Linked DNA regions of Mus musculus: regions 1 and 2 are each linked to region 3. Evidence: chromatin loops called from intact Hi-C (ENCODE). Cell type or tissue: left cerebral cortex. All regions are shown on one strand.

Evidence for each region. A loop is a pair of places that touch in the nucleus more often than their neighbours do. Peaks named below come from ENCODE experiments on the same cell type or tissue, not always from the same donor. Only the 100,000 strongest peaks of a DNase experiment are listed, where the experiment ranks them.
Region 1: it touches region 3 in a loop (2.2-fold over the local background); 3 of 42 quality-filtered maps call a loop at or near these places.
Region 2: a loop joins it to region 3, with 2.2 times the contacts of the local background. A loop is called at or near these places in 3 of 42 quality-filtered maps.

What each region holds. Positions count from the first base shown.
Region 1 is chr4:132,715,360-132,720,359 of GRCm38, reverse strand. It overlaps Eya3 (EYA transcriptional coactivator and phosphatase 3), which reads right to left. Exons shown (of 17, transcript NM_210071.2): 16 at 1,048-1,148. Among named protein-coding and RNA genes, the nearest start is that of Xkr8, 15 kb to the left of the region's middle. In left cerebral cortex, no CTCF peak of the experiment used is centred here; a DNase peak (open chromatin) is centred at 2,825.
Region 2 is chr4:132,704,735-132,709,734 of GRCm38, reverse strand. It overlaps Eya3 (EYA transcriptional coactivator and phosphatase 3), which reads right to left. Exons shown (of 17, transcript NM_210071.2): 13 at 2,612-2,772. Among named protein-coding and RNA genes, the nearest start is that of Xkr8, 25 kb to the left of the region's middle. In left cerebral cortex, no CTCF peak of the experiment used is centred here; a DNase peak (open chromatin) is centred at 2,673.
Region 3 is chr4:132,821,359-132,826,358 of GRCm38, reverse strand. No RefSeq gene overlaps it. Among named protein-coding and RNA genes, the nearest start is that of Ppp1r8, 19 kb to the left of the region's middle. In left cerebral cortex, CTCF peaks have their summits at 2,140 and 2,597 (motif pointing right); DNase peaks (open chromatin) are centred at 199, 2,186, 2,599 and 4,261.

The DNA.
Region 1 (5,000 bases), 110 kb after region 3:
GTACACTGTAGCTGTCTTCAGACACACCAGAAGAGGGCATCCATTATAGATGGTTGTGAGTCACCATGTGGTTGCTGGGAATTGAACTCAGGACCTTCGGCAAAGCAGTCAGTGCTCTTACCCACTGAACCATCTCTCTAGGCCCTTCCCAACTTTTTTTTTTTTTGGTTTTTCGAGACAGGGTTTCTCTGTGTAGACCAGGCTGGCCTCGAACTCAGAAATCCGCCTGCCTCTGCCTCCTGAGTGCTGGGATTAAAGGCGTGCGCCACCACGCCCCACTCCTTCCCAACTTTTAAGAACAGAGCCAGCACCGGGAAAGGTCAGGATAGCCTGCCTTTCTAGAGTTAACCTGCTCCCCTTAGATGAAGATGAGGCCCACATCAGGATTCATGAGGACCCGAATTTGCTGTGTAGCCTAGGGATGACCTTGAATTTCTGATCCCCTGCCTCCACTCCTGGGCCCTGGAATTCCAGTGTAGCATTACGTATAGTTTTGTGTGGTGCTGGGGTCTGAACCCAGGCTTCCTATCCTGAGGCCTGGTTCTAAGATTCTTGAAAGGTAGGGAGGAAAGGACAGAAGAAATCTAAAAAATTACAGGAAAACTCCATTTGGGGAACAATGATCTTTTTTTCCCTTTAATGAAAAGTGAGGAAGGACGATACATACCACAGATACACAAGAGTTGTAAATATTTTTCAATTTTCCCATTTTCTCCCCATACCACCAGATAGGGTCTCATGTATCCCATGAACTCACTATGTGGCTAAGGATGCCCTTTCAACTTCTAATCTTCCTGCCTCTACTTCACAAGTGCTGTGATTACAGGCAATGCCCCATCCTGGTTTATAAAGTGCTGAGGATTGAACCCGGGAGACCATACATCCTAGATAGCACCCTGCTAAGTAAGCTACACCCTCAGACTTCTCTCCCTCCTACTGCCTCCGGAGTGTAGGGAGTACAGATGTGTACCATTGTACCTGGCTCTCCTGTGCACTTTAACTGCTTCATGCACAACCACATAACTGAACATTTTCCTTCCCAGTTACCTGCTTGGCTGCAATTTCTTCATCTCGTCCATCTCCAATCACTACATATGTGACTTTTTTCCCAAACCTCGAAACAATTCTCTCAAAGCAGCTCTCCTTACCTACAGAGAGAGAGAAAAATCCTATTAGGACAGTCTTCTCTACCCTTTCTAATACCAAAGAAAAGGTCTGCTGCTCTGTTCATCTGCCTGAGCTTGGACGGGATAACTGACCCCACGTGCTGACTACTCACGCGGTCAGGAGCCCAAAGAATGGAGTGTGCCATTACGAAAACAACCCGCTTCATCCTCACATCAAGAGTGCTAAGGCTCCCACAGCCTTAGCATGGAAGACAGTGAGCTGGGGCTGAAGGAGCGGTGAGCAAGCTCTTCTGTGTGTCTCCTACTTTTGTAGCTTTCAAAGCCCCCATCTCCTCCATCTACCTCTCCTTCCTCACATTATAGATAAAGGGCCTTCACAGGTTAGTGACACACCCAAGATACCAAGCCAGCCAGCAGCTAGATTTGGTTTGTGTCTCTACTGTAAATCCACGCTGTAGCCTGGATCTACAGCAAACATTCTCTTTTTAAAGCTCTGTAATATTCTTTTATTATTAAGTTTGTTCTTGGAGAATTTCGTCTGTGTATAATAATGTGTTCTGGTTACTCCCATCCCACTCCCATAAGCCCCAAAGTCCCTTTCTTCATGACTTTCTTTGTCACAGGGTTTTAACCAGGGCCATCCATGTGACCAAGAACTTTGAGCTATCCATGGGAGCCTGCGAGGCACATGGTTGTAACCCAACAGCTGTATATGGTATTTGAAATTCAGATGCTCTTTAGCTAACCTTGGGACCAAACCAGAGCCATGTTCTCATGAGGGAACATTCTGCTATTAGATCACTCTGTAGACCAGGCTGGCCTTGAACTCAAAGATCTGCTTGCCTCTACCTTTCAAGCATGGGGATCAAAGGTGTGCACCACTGCCTGGCTCATGTTCTAAGAATCACTTGGTGGTATCAAAATCAAACCTAAGCTAGAGTCAATACCTAAAACATAAGTATTGCTATGGGAAAGATACTTTGAATGAATAAATAAAAGAAAATTATAGGGGGCTGGCGAGATGGCTCAGCGGGTAAAAACACTGACTGTTTTTCTGAAGGTCCTGAGTTCAAATCCCAGCAACCATATGGTGGCTCACAACCACCCAAAATGAGATCTGACACTCTGGTGTGTCTGAAGACAGCTGCAGTGTACTTATATATAATAATAAATAAAGCTTTGGGCCTGATCAAGCAGGGACTGATCAAGCAGGGTTGACCAGAGCAAGCTGAGGCCCTAAAAATTCAATTCCCAACAACCACATGAAGGCTCACAACCATCTGTACAGCTACAGTGTACTCACATACATAAAATAAGATAAAAAAATAAATAAAATAAACAAATTAAAAAAAAAAGAAAATTATAGCCCTTGGTTTTTGGCCGGTAGTTGCGGGGATAATGGCAAGGCATTGCAGTGCCACCCAGAGCTTCCTTGGACTGGAATCCTGTGCCTTAGCTGTCATGTGCTGGGAACTCAGGTGTGTGCCTCGAGCCAGCCTTGCTCTTCCTTGACCACTCACAAGTTATCGTCCCTGCTCAGTTAAGCAAGGTCTAACTTTGCTTTCTTCCTCCTGCTCCGTTAACCTCACTTTTCATTCCTGCCAGACCCAGTGCCCTAAGAGCCTTCCTCCACACACTTGCCTGCCATCTGCAGGAAAGTGACTATGAACACACACAGAGCAGCCAGCGAGATGGCCCAGTGAATAAAGACGCTTTCTGCCAAGTCTGATGTCCCAGTTCACTCCCCAGTCCCCATCCACTGGAAAGAGAGCTGACTGACACCCACATGTGTGCCTGGCTGCTGGCCTGCATGAGCACATACACACATACAAGTTAAGTCCATAAAAAGTTCTGAAGCTGGTGGGATTGCAGGCTTGTACAACCACTATGGAAATCAGTCTGGCGGTTCCTCAGAAAACTGGATATAGTACTACCGGAGGATCCAGCAATACCTCTCCTGGGCATATATCCAGAAGATGCCCCAACTGGTAAGAAGGACACATGCTCCACTATGTTCATAGCAGCCTTATTTATAATAGCCAGAAGCTGGAAGGAACCCAGATGCCCCTCAACAGAGGAATGGATACAGAAAATGTGGTACATCTACACAATGGAGTACTACTCAGCTATTAAAAAGAATGAATTTATGAAATTCCTAGCCAAATGGATCGACCTGGAGGGCATCATCCTGAGTGAGGTAACACATTCACAAAGGAACTCACACAATATGTACTCACTGATAAGTGGATATTAGCCCAAAACCTAAGATACCCAAGATATAAGATACAATTTCCTAAACACATGAAACTCAAGAAAAATGAAGACTGAAGTGTGAACTCTATGCCCCTCCTTAGAAGAGGGAACAAAACACCCTTGGAAGGAGTTACAGAGACAAAGTTTGGAGCTGAGATAAAAGGATGGACCATGTAGACACTAGCATATCCGGGGATCCATCCCATAATCAGCTTCCAAATGCTGACACCATTGCATACACTAGCAAGATTATGCTGAAAGGACCCTGATATAGCTGTCTCTTGTCAGAGTATGCCTGGGCCTAGCAAACATAGAAGTGGATGCTCACAGTCGGCTATTGGATGGATCACATGGCCCCCAATGAAGGAGCTAGAGAAAGTACCAAAGAAGCTAAAGGGATCTGCAACCCTATAGGTGGAACAACATTATGAACTAACCAGTACCCCGGAGCTCTTGACTCTAGCTGCATATGCATCAAAAGATGGCCTAGTCGGCCATCACTGGAAAGAGAGGCCCATTGGACTTGCAAACTTTATATGCCCCAGTACAGGGGAACGCCAGGGCCATAAAAGGGGAGTGGGTGGGTAGGGGAGAGGGGGTGGGTGGCTATGGGGGACTTTTGGTATAGCATTGCAAATGTAAATGAGCGAAATACCTAATAAAAAATGGAAAAAAAAATCAAAAAAAAAAAAAAAAAAAAAAAAAAAGTTCTGAAGCGCCAGTCATTAAAAAAAAAAAAAAAAAAAAAAAAAGGCCAGGTAATGCTAGTGTATACTTTTTTTTTTTTTTTTTTTAAATCGTTTTCCTTTTTTTTTTTTTTTAATTTATTTACTTATTATATGGAAGTACATTATAGCTGTCTTCAGACACTCCAGAAGAGGGAGTCAGATCTCGTTACGGATGGTTGTGAGCCACCATGTGGTTGCTGGGATTTGAACTCTGGACCTTCGGAAGAGCAGTCGGGTGCTCTTACCCACTGAGCCATCTCACCAGCCCAGTGTATACTTTTAATCCCAGTACTCAGGATGGCCAGGACTAAGCCAAATAAACAACAACAACAACAACAACAACAACAAATGTATCAATCTAGGAACCAAGGGAGTTGATAAAAACCTCTTCCTCTGTACTGCTTGGTCTGTCAGAACAACTGTAACTCTGACACTCCTAGCCAAGTGGCATCTCAGTGGCATGCTGGTCCAGACAATGGTGAACCTGGGTTTCAGGGTCCTACTTAAGAGACAAAGCTCTCTGGGTACGGTGCCAGTTTCAGTGCTAACTTTCCTCCGCAGCATTCAGTTGTTATGCCGAATTTGGTCTAACTATTAAATAATTCAACTAAATAATTAAACCATATTTTCTATTTTGTGTGTGTCTATGTGTGTGTAAGGATAGATGTGTGACCATGCACATGGAAGCCTGAGGTAACCCTCCACTGTCATTCATCCCTCAGGAGCTATATACATACCCAGTTCTAGGAGCCGAGGCTCACTACCTAGTTACCCTGGCTGGCTGGGGAGCACCAAGGGTCATCCTGTCTCTAACTCCCCAGTGATGGATCAGTGTCTGTCACCATACCTGTCCCACAAGGGTGCTTGGGAACAAATTCACATTCTCCGGCTT
Region 2 (5,000 bases), 120 kb after region 3:
AACAAGGAGAAAGCAAGCTGAGCACCAGTACCCTCCCATCTTTGTTTACCGACTGTGGACTCAGTGTGCCCGGTGACTCCTGCTCCTGCCACTGTGTCCTGACTACAGTGTGGGCTGTGAGCCAGAGAAACCTTTCCTTCCTTAAGCTGCTGCTGTCCCGTGCTGTGCTGGAGACAGACAGGTGACCAACGCACTTGCTATACGAAGATGCTGGAGACAAGTCACCAATGAATGCACTTGCTATATGAAGAAGCAATGTCTCCAAGTCCCCGTGTGTACACTCCCATGTTTTAGAAAACTTAGGTTCCATACAAGCTCCTTCTTTGTTACCAATGGGTGTTATCTATAGACTGATGGAACACACTTGAATAGCCCTACTCCACAACACAACACCAAGAACCACACAGGGACAATGACTGTTAGAACAGTTCTTACCTCTAAAGACAAAGAACAAAGGGAAGTTGCTTAGGATTCCACAGAGAGTGGGAATGGCCGGGATGGGGATCCTTTCCCAGCTGCCATTCCCTAGTGACAGCACCAACTTCTGCCTGTACTGAATGTTTCAGCCAGGATTCCAGAGGGAAGGACCAACCCCCGTACTAGAATCACTTCTGAAGCAACTCCAGCGATAGCAGACTCACACACTGCTCTAGGAGTCTAATTGATTCTGCATAAAACGTACCAGGTCTCATGTGGGAGCCCACTGTTAGATGCTCTGAGTTCGTATATTCAAAGAGCAAGTGCGACTCAGAAGTTTCTGTAGCAAAGGTTAAATAAGCCCTACATTCTACTCACACTACAAAAACATATAGGGAAGTATTCCTTGGAAAGCCCACTGACCAAAAGTCAGGGAATGCGGCCATCTTATTTACTTGCTATATGACTGTGTGTGCTGTTCCTGCCTGCATGATGGATGTTAATTTCTCAATGCCAAATGAGGTATTTAAAGAAGACTTCTAAGGCCTCTCCCACTTTGAACAATTCATGACTTTTAGATATACTAACACCTACAATACTTCTGGGCAGACTATCTCACATGGACACTGCCACTATAATCCCAGGCCTACCTCTCATCCAATGTAGCATCTGGGTCTATTTGACTTGCCATGATGGATATAGACAGCTGCTCTTTAAAATACGGTAGTCTACTAACTAGTACCAACTGTGGTTGTAAGTCAAAATTAGTAATAATACTACACTATGTGGTATATATTGAAGTGGGTATTGGGGGGCATGTCTAGAATTCCAGTACTTGGGAGCAAGTTCAAGCATGGTTCTGGGCTGCCTAACAAGACTGTCTCAGCAACCAACCAACCAACCAACCAAATAACACATCTAAACCATAACCCCAAAAGCTAAGTGGTAAGGCTTGTTGCAAGGGAAGGTACTACTGACAAGAGGTAGGGCCTAGCTGGCAGCAGTAGGCAGTGTGCTTGACTGTGACATTAGGAATCACACTGCCCGCTCCTCCTCCCCCTCTCTGGGCACTGAGGTGAGCAGCCTCTCCCTGCCATGATGTTTTGGTTTACCACAAGCCCAAGACAACAGGGCCAATGGTCACATGATAAATAAGTCTTTCCTCCTGTTAAATTGATCATTTTAGGTATCTTTATCACAGCGATAAAGTTGACTAATACAGCACATTTTCTTTAAAGTGGTACTTGTCTAAAGGAAATACCACAGTTGTCCACAGTGATGTTAAAAAGAATTAGAATAGGGCTGGTGAGATGGCTCAGTGGGTAAGAGCACCCGACTGCTCTTCCGAAGGTCTGGAGTTCAAATCCCAGCAACCACATGGTGGCTCACAACCATCTGTAACGAGATCTGATGCCCTCTTCTGGAGTGTCTGAAGACAGCTACAGTGTACTTACATATAATAAATAAATCTTAAAAAAAAAAAAAAAAAGAATTAGAATATAGAGCATCTTCCAAAATCAGCATCCTAATGGCATCAATGGTGCAGAGCCTCAACTATTATCTCCATTTTTTTTTTTTTTTTTGAGATAGGGTTTCTCTGTGAGGTCCTGGCTGTCCTGGAACTCACTCTGTAGACCAGGCTGGCCTTGAACTCAGAAATCCGCCTGCCTCTGCCTCCCGAGTGCTGGGATTAAAGGCATGCGCCACCACCGCCCGGCTTATCATCTCCATTTAAAAAAAATTTTTTAAATTTATTTTAATTTTATGTGTATGTTTTGCTTGCATGTATGTATGTATACAGGATGCATGTCTGATGTTCACAGAGCTCAGAAGACATCAGATACATTCAAACTGGTGCTACAGATGGTTGAAACCTACTGTGTGGGTGCTAAGAACTTAACCTAAGTCCTCTGCTAGAGCAGCCAACACTTTTAACTGCTGAGCCATTTTTTAGCCTTTCATGCCCTATTCTAACTGCCACCAACGGTACAGAGCCTTGCCCAAAGTCTTCTATTCTAAAGGCCATGGGTGGTGCAAATTCTTCAAAGGGTTTCAGTTAGATCTCTACTTTTTTAAAATGCAGAATTAACACGGCACAAATTCCTAGAAAGTTGCAAGGCAGAACCAGGGCACCCTGGGAAAGGACCGCAGGAAAGCACCAAGGATCCGGTTCAGAGCAGTTGGCCACACTTACCACCCACATTGCTTTTATGCTTGTCGTAGATTTCCCTCACTTTTCGGTAGCGAAAGGCCAGTTTCCTCATCCAGTCCACACCTCCCTGAACGCCCACAGATGAGCCGTGGCTACCACTGCCTCCTGAACCACTGAAACCATCTGTGGAGAAACTGTAGTTGCTGAAAGAAAAGAGCATAATGAAAATCAAACTCAGTACTCACAGGACTTGAGTGTGTCACCTGAGATTCTGTGGCCTGTTCTTAGTATCTGATAAACAGAGCTAATGCTTTAACAATCCTCACTAGCATTTGTTATTTCTCCTTTTCCTTTTTTTTTTTTTTTTTAAAAAGAAAATGCTTCATGTAGACCAGGCTAGTTTCAGCTTCACTATGTAGCTGAGGCTGGACTTGCTCCTTTAATCCCACTGTCTCCACCCCTAAGTGCTGGAAGAGCAAGTGTGCTCCAGTATGTATGTCCAGCCTCTCCTTTCCTTCCCAGGATGAATTGATGGTGACCACTGAGGAAGAGGGAAATAACATAAGCACTAGTGCTCCACAGAGGCTCACTTGGGATGACAGAATACTACTATACAGTGACAAAAGGGCAGACTACTCAATTAATACAACTATATAAGCATGATTATGGCTATAGAAAAAGAAGAAATCTAGAGATGGCCATGGTGGACGGACACACACACACACACACACACACACACACACAGAGGCATTTGGGAAAATGAAGCCAGAGGATCCTAAGTATAAGGTCAAATGTGCTACATAACAAGTTTCAGGATACCTTGAGATAGACCCTTTTTCTTTTCTTTCCTTTCCTTTTCTTTTCTTTTCTTTTCTTTTAAGACTTATTTATTTTATTTATATGAGTACACTGTAGCTGTCTTCAGACACACCAGAAAAGTGCATCAGATCCCATTATAGATGGTTGTGAGCCACTTAGTGCTCCTAACCACTGAGCCATCTCTCCAGCCCTAGACTGTTTTTCAAAAGAATCAAACATATCAAAATACGGTTCAATACATTAAGTGTAAGGTTCTATGCTAAATAAAGAGGCTGGCTAAGAAGCTGGATGGTGGCAGCACACGCTTTCAATCCCATCACTCAGGAGGCGTAGGCAGGTGGATCTCTTGAGCTGGGGGTGAGTCTGGTCTACAGAGAGAGTTCCAGGAGTAAGGACTGAGTTTTAGGAAGTTACCCAGAGAAACTTTGTCTCAGAAAGAAAACAAAACATAACAACCCAAACAAACAAGAAAAGCTGCCAAGACATAAAATAGGAAATCTAGTCAGTCACAGGTAAGAGAAAACAGATAGACAGATAAGCCGAGAGGCCCGAAGATGCTCGAAGATGCTTCACAGGAGGCTTTCCTAACACGGCAGAGAGTCCACACATGGAGGAGCTGCTGCTCTGCAGGCAGGGGTTCCTGATTGGTTCTAACAAGGACGGTGTGTTCAGCTCTGTTATATATTTAAGAAATTATACATGTTTTTCATCCTAGCACTCAGAGCTGAGTATGAGGTCAGCCTGGTCTCTACATAATGAGTTCCAGGACAATCAGGGCTACACAAAGAAACCCTGTCCCAAAAACAAACAAAACAAAACAAACAAACACCTATCGATGAAATGCTTAATACTAGGGATTCACAGGGGAAATATTTACCTATGAGGTTACCTATAAAACATTAACATTAACATGAAATGATAGGACAGTCTTTTTCCCTAAAGTCTTTAAATGTTTGGGTACTTAAAAAAAACTGATTGACTGACTGACTGATTGTATATGAGTGTTCTATCTGTATGTACATCTACATTCAAGAAGAAGGCACCAGTGCTCACTCTAGATGGTTATAAGCATCATGTGGGTGCTGGGAATTGAACTCGGAACCTCTGGAAGAGCAGCCGGTGCTCTTAACCACTGAGCCATCTCTCCAGCACTTATGTATGATACTTTTTGGCCAAGGCCACTGAAATGGCTCAGTGAGTAAATGTGCTTTGCCACACAAGACTGGTGACCTAAGTTCAATTCCTGGACACCAAGTAAAGGTAGAAGGAAAGAACTGACTTCACGTTCTCTGACCTCCTTGCATACACACACACACACACACACACACACACACGCGCGCAAACACACGCGCGCGTGCGCACACACTTTTAAAAAGATCAACAGGTCAGAAGAAACAGTAGCCAACAGAGGAATGAGGAGACTGAGCTGACAGTGAGACTGCCCTGCTGTAGTCTTCACTGAAATACAACAGTCGAGACAACAGTTCATAGGGATATTCCTGACACCATCAAACCTTCACTGGGTAAAATTCCTGATGTTTGTGTGCAACTAGAATGACCCAGCCTAGCAGCTTGCTTTCTCCCAGCAGCAAATCTATATAAAAGGAAGCCA
Region 3 (5,000 bases):
CTGTGAGCGCCATGGGGAAGTGACATCTGAGTTCAGGTCTGTAGCTGCTTGTGCGAGGGAGGTCCTCTAAATTGTCTATTGCTGATGCTCTCCTGTGCCTGGCTTCGTCTCAGTTTTCTCTCCTGTTCTGGAGTTTAAAATATCCAGTGCCTTTAAAACTACTCAGGAGGCAGAGGCGGAGCGATCCTAGAGTCAGCCTGGTCTACCGAGGACAGTCGCGGAGTTACACAGAAACTGTCTCAAAAATGAATAGAATAAAAACTAGTGGGTTTGGCTAAAGGAATGTCTTCGGTTAAAAGTGCCTGCTGTTCTTGCAGAGAAGCTCAATTCTGTTCCCAGTACAGTTACAACCTAATTGTAATTCCAGGAAATCAAAAGCCTTGACTGCAAGAGCACCCATACATACACATAAAAATTTTGAAAAAGGATCCAGGAGTTGTCTCAGTAAAGTGCCTGGCACCATAAGTACATGAGTCTGAGTCCAAATTCCTTGTCCTCAACTATGTCATAGGCAGATGACCCCTAGCATTGGGAGGGAGTGTGGGAGGCAGGGACCCCACCCCCACCCCCACCCAGAGCTCGTTGGCTATCCTGTCAAGCCAGATCCAAAAATTGGATGCTCAGTGAGAGACTCTCAGAAAACCAGTTGGAGAGTAATGGAGGAATATGTGCACATACCCCACGGGAATGCACACACCCTCAAAAAGTACTTAAAACACAGCTGGGTGGATGATACATGCCTGTAATCCCAGCACTTGAGAGGTGGAGGCAGGAGGGTCACAAGCCCCAGCCTATCCAATGTCATGAGTCTAAGGTCTAGCCTGGGATAGGTGAGACCTTGTTTTAGATGAGCCAGAAAGAAGTGGCCATGCTAAACTGTCTAACTGGAAGGCTATGATAGAGCTCGGAAGCCCATCGAGACATAGAAGGTCAACATGGTTTCCGGATGACGCTCTAGCCGAGCACTGAAGAATTGTACCCGGAAGAGGAGGACCAAGGCTTTCCAGGTAGAGGAACCACTGCGAGGAGCCATCAAGAGGGGAACATAAACAATGGTATAGTCAGTCGCTGGAGGGGAGCAGAGGCTACCACACAAAGGGTCTCTCCTCCCTGCTACTTGAAAACTTCAGCTGGATGCGGTGGCTCACACCTGAAATTTCAACCTGGGGGTCTGAGTTGGGAAGATTGCAAGTTCCAGGCCAACTGGGGCTACATAGCAAGACTGCCTCAAAAAGGAGGACTGGGGAGCTCAGTGGGTAGCGCACTGCTGCCCACACCTGCTGGTGGGATTTCAATCCCTGAAATCTACTGCACACAGCTGTCCTCTGACCTCCAACTGCTATAAACATTCAGGCACACATGTACAAGCAAATATACACACATACATATATACTTGGGAGGCAGAGGCAGGCAGATCTCTAAAGAGTTCAAGGCCAGCCTGATCTACATAATATGTTCTAGATTCCCCAAAGCTAAAACAGTGTCTCAAAAATATTTTTTTGTTTTTTGGGTTTTTTTGCTCGCTTGTTTGTTTTTCAAGACAGGGATTCTCTGTAGCCCTAGCTGGCCTCAAACTTGCTCTGTAGACCAGGGAGGCCTCGAACTCAAGAGATCGGCCTCCCAAGTGCTGGGATCAAAGGCATGCGCCACCACCGTCCAGCTCAAAAAGTGTTCCTAAAGAGTACAAAAGGCATTCTCAGGTATTCAGGAAGACGCAGAAAAGGGTGTACACATGTCACCTCACCCACACTCACCTTCCTCCTAGGGATTTCTGGTGGGACAGTGACTACTTGTGCTAGAATGAGACCCTGATGACAGGTAAGGCTGGCCCTGGTCTGGGGGAGTCTCTCCCAAGTAAGAGACAGGCAGATGTGCTAGGTCCTCCCCACATCTGTCTGTCTAGCAAATTTAGTTATTAGTCCAACTATTTAGAAAAATGAAAAGAGAATATTTTATATTCTTTCTGGCAGAGGTAGAAGGAACAATGTAGCTGTAAATTCTTCCAAAGTGGGTGACACTTGCTGTCGCCAAGAAGTGGAGGAGAGGCCACTTCATTCTGCAGAAGCAATGACATGACACAATGGATGTGAGCCCTGGCATGTAATGGGTGGGAAGGTCTAGTGGCCTGTGTCCTAAAGGGAGCTAGCTGTACTGGGGCTGGGTGCAGTTCCAGCTATCACCAGCAGGAGGGGCTCTGTGTTTACCATTGGAGCCACTCTGCAAGCATACAATTTCCTAAGGCAATTGCTAGGCCAGGACATTGGAAGGAGGGAAGGGAAGGACTCACTGTTGAGCACCCTGCAGAGAATGCTTTCTGTGCATTGTCTCCAGCAGCCCCAAGGGAGGACTGCCTCCACTTTACAGAACTCAAGGGTTAGTGCACACGGCTCACGATGATAGCTACCACAGCACAGGCAGTTCCTGGCTATTGCCGCTGCCACCACTGCCCTTTGTATTCCCAGGACAGGAGACAGTCTAGGATTTTTTGTTCCCTTCATGATGATGATGATGATGATGATGATGATTAGCCTCTTGGTTGTGTCTATGGTGGAGAAAGTGTTATGTGTACACAAGTGCAGTGCCTCCAGAGGCCAGAAGAGGGCAATAGATTCCTTAGAGCTGGAGGTACAGGTGTTTGGAAGAACAGAAGTGCTCTTAACTGCTGAGCCATCTCTCCGGCGGCGGTTTTTAAAATTTTTTTTCTCGTAGCCATTGCCTACCCATCTGTCTCCATCTCTGGGCCTTTTGGTGGTGGGTGAAGCTTTCAAGTACTGAATCCACGCTTGGGTCAGGTGTGGGTTTGGAATGCTCTCCGCTGGGACAAGGGTACTGCCAGGAGGGGCAGGTGAGATGTTTAAAACCACCCTCAAAAGGCTCTCCAGGTACTCCTTGTCACACCTTGCCCACTGCAGTGGCTCTGTTGGAGGCTTCTGCTCTAACCTGCTGTTGACACATGCAGTGCTGACATCCATGCCTCCCTTTTTTTTTTCTGGTTCATCTACAGCAACATTATTATTGTCTGTGGGAACCTGGGAATGTAGTTTAGTTGCTGGAGAGGTTGCTTAGGATGTATGGAGCTCCATTTCCCGGCACCACATACACCGGACGTTGGAGCACGTACCTTTTTTTTTTTTTTTTTAAGACGTATTTATGTATGTGAGTGCTCTATTTGCGTGTATGCCTACATGGTAGAAAATGACATCAGATCTCATTCTAGATGGTTGTGAGCCACCATGTGGTTGCTGGGAATTGAACTCAGGACCTCTGGAAGAGCAGCCAGTGCTCTTAACCCCTGAGCCATCTCTCCAGCCCCGGTAGCACATAACTTCAATGCTAGCTTTTGGGGAGTGAGGATAGAAGAATCAGGAGTTCAGAGATGGAGAGATGCTCAGAATTTAAGATGCACTGACTGCTCTCCCAGAGGTCCTGAGTTCAAGTCCCAGCAACCACATAGTGGCTCACAACCATCTGTAATGAGATCTGGCACCCTTTTCTGTCATGCAGGGATATATGCAGTCAGAACACTGTGTACATAATAAATAAATCTGAAGGAGGAGAGGGAGTTCAAAGCAATCCTGGGCTATGAAGTAAACTCCAGGCCAGCCTAAGCTACATAAAATCCCATCTCAAAAAGGGTGGGCATTAATCCTACAATGCAGGAAAACAAAGCAAAATTGTCTTGACTCTAAAAATAAAAAGCCGGGCAGTGGTGGTGCATGCCTTTAATCCCAGCACTTGGGAGGCAGAGGCAGGTGGATTTCTGAGTTTAACGTCAGCCTGGTCTACAGAGTGAGTTCCAGGACAGCCAGGGCTACACAGAGAAACCCTGTCTCGAAAATCCAAAGGGGGGGGGGGTAGTGCCTTGACTCTTAAGTCCTTAGCAGCTACCTCAGTTCCTGTCCACTTCTTTGCTCCGCTGTGCCCTCCAGGTCTTCCCCCGCCCCCATCCCTCAGGGAATCTTCTCTAGTCCCACTATGGCTCAGATGGTCACATCTGGGTCTCTGCTGAGAGTGCTCTGAAGGCCTTCCATCTGCCTCAGTGACAGGCAACCTAGTGGTTTACAAGCGCCACATGTTCCTCGGGACTTCACCTGTCAACACCCCCGCACCCCCCCACCCCCCCACCCCCCACCCCCACCCGGGGTTCTGTTTCTCCCCTCTGATTCACTCTCCTGTGTTTCCTGGATTCAGCTGCTGCTCCAATTCTCAAAGCCAGGCTCCTTTCCAGGCCCTGTGGAGAGAACTCGCTACAAAATGTCAAATTGGCCCTGGGCTTTCTGTCTCCAAGGGACAAAGAAAGAAGCAGCCTCCATCTGCAGGAAACAATGTGGGTTGTCTCCAGCTGATCAGAAACCATTGGACTGTGTAGCAGGGCCCCAGACCTTCTTATGCTGTAAGACCTTAGCACAACTGACTCCATGATGGAAGTCCCATTCGGGCTGTAAAACTCAGCATGGAGACAGCAGCACCGACAAAATGAACACACAGCTCTAATCCATCAAAGTCCATATAGTTCTGGGAAAGTCTCTAAACGACTCACCTTGTGTTTTGTTTTTGTTTGTTTGCTTTGGGCTTCTGTAGTTTTGCTTCTGGCTAACTGCTCTTGCTAACTGAAGTGCGTCAACCTAGAACATGGTTTATGTGCTTAAAAGCTCATCCCGAGAAAGGCTCGCTGCTACACAGGGATCCAAACACTTGGTGTAGTTCTTGCCGGCTAGTAAAGGCTGTTGGCTCAAACCCATGTCTGAGCCGTCTTCTCTGGTGGCTACCTCACAACACCAAGGGCAAGAGAGCACTGGTAAGATTGTTTTTGTTTGTTTGTTTTGTATATTTGACACAAGCCAGAGGAAGAGGAAATCCCAACTGAGAGCACACCTTCACTAGATCAGCCATAGGTAAGGTCGGGGCATTTTTCTTGATTAACGGTTGATGTGCCAGCTCTGAGGGGGTAAACTGTCGGGAAGCTGTGGTTCTCCCTGGCCTCTGCTGCAGTCCCTGTC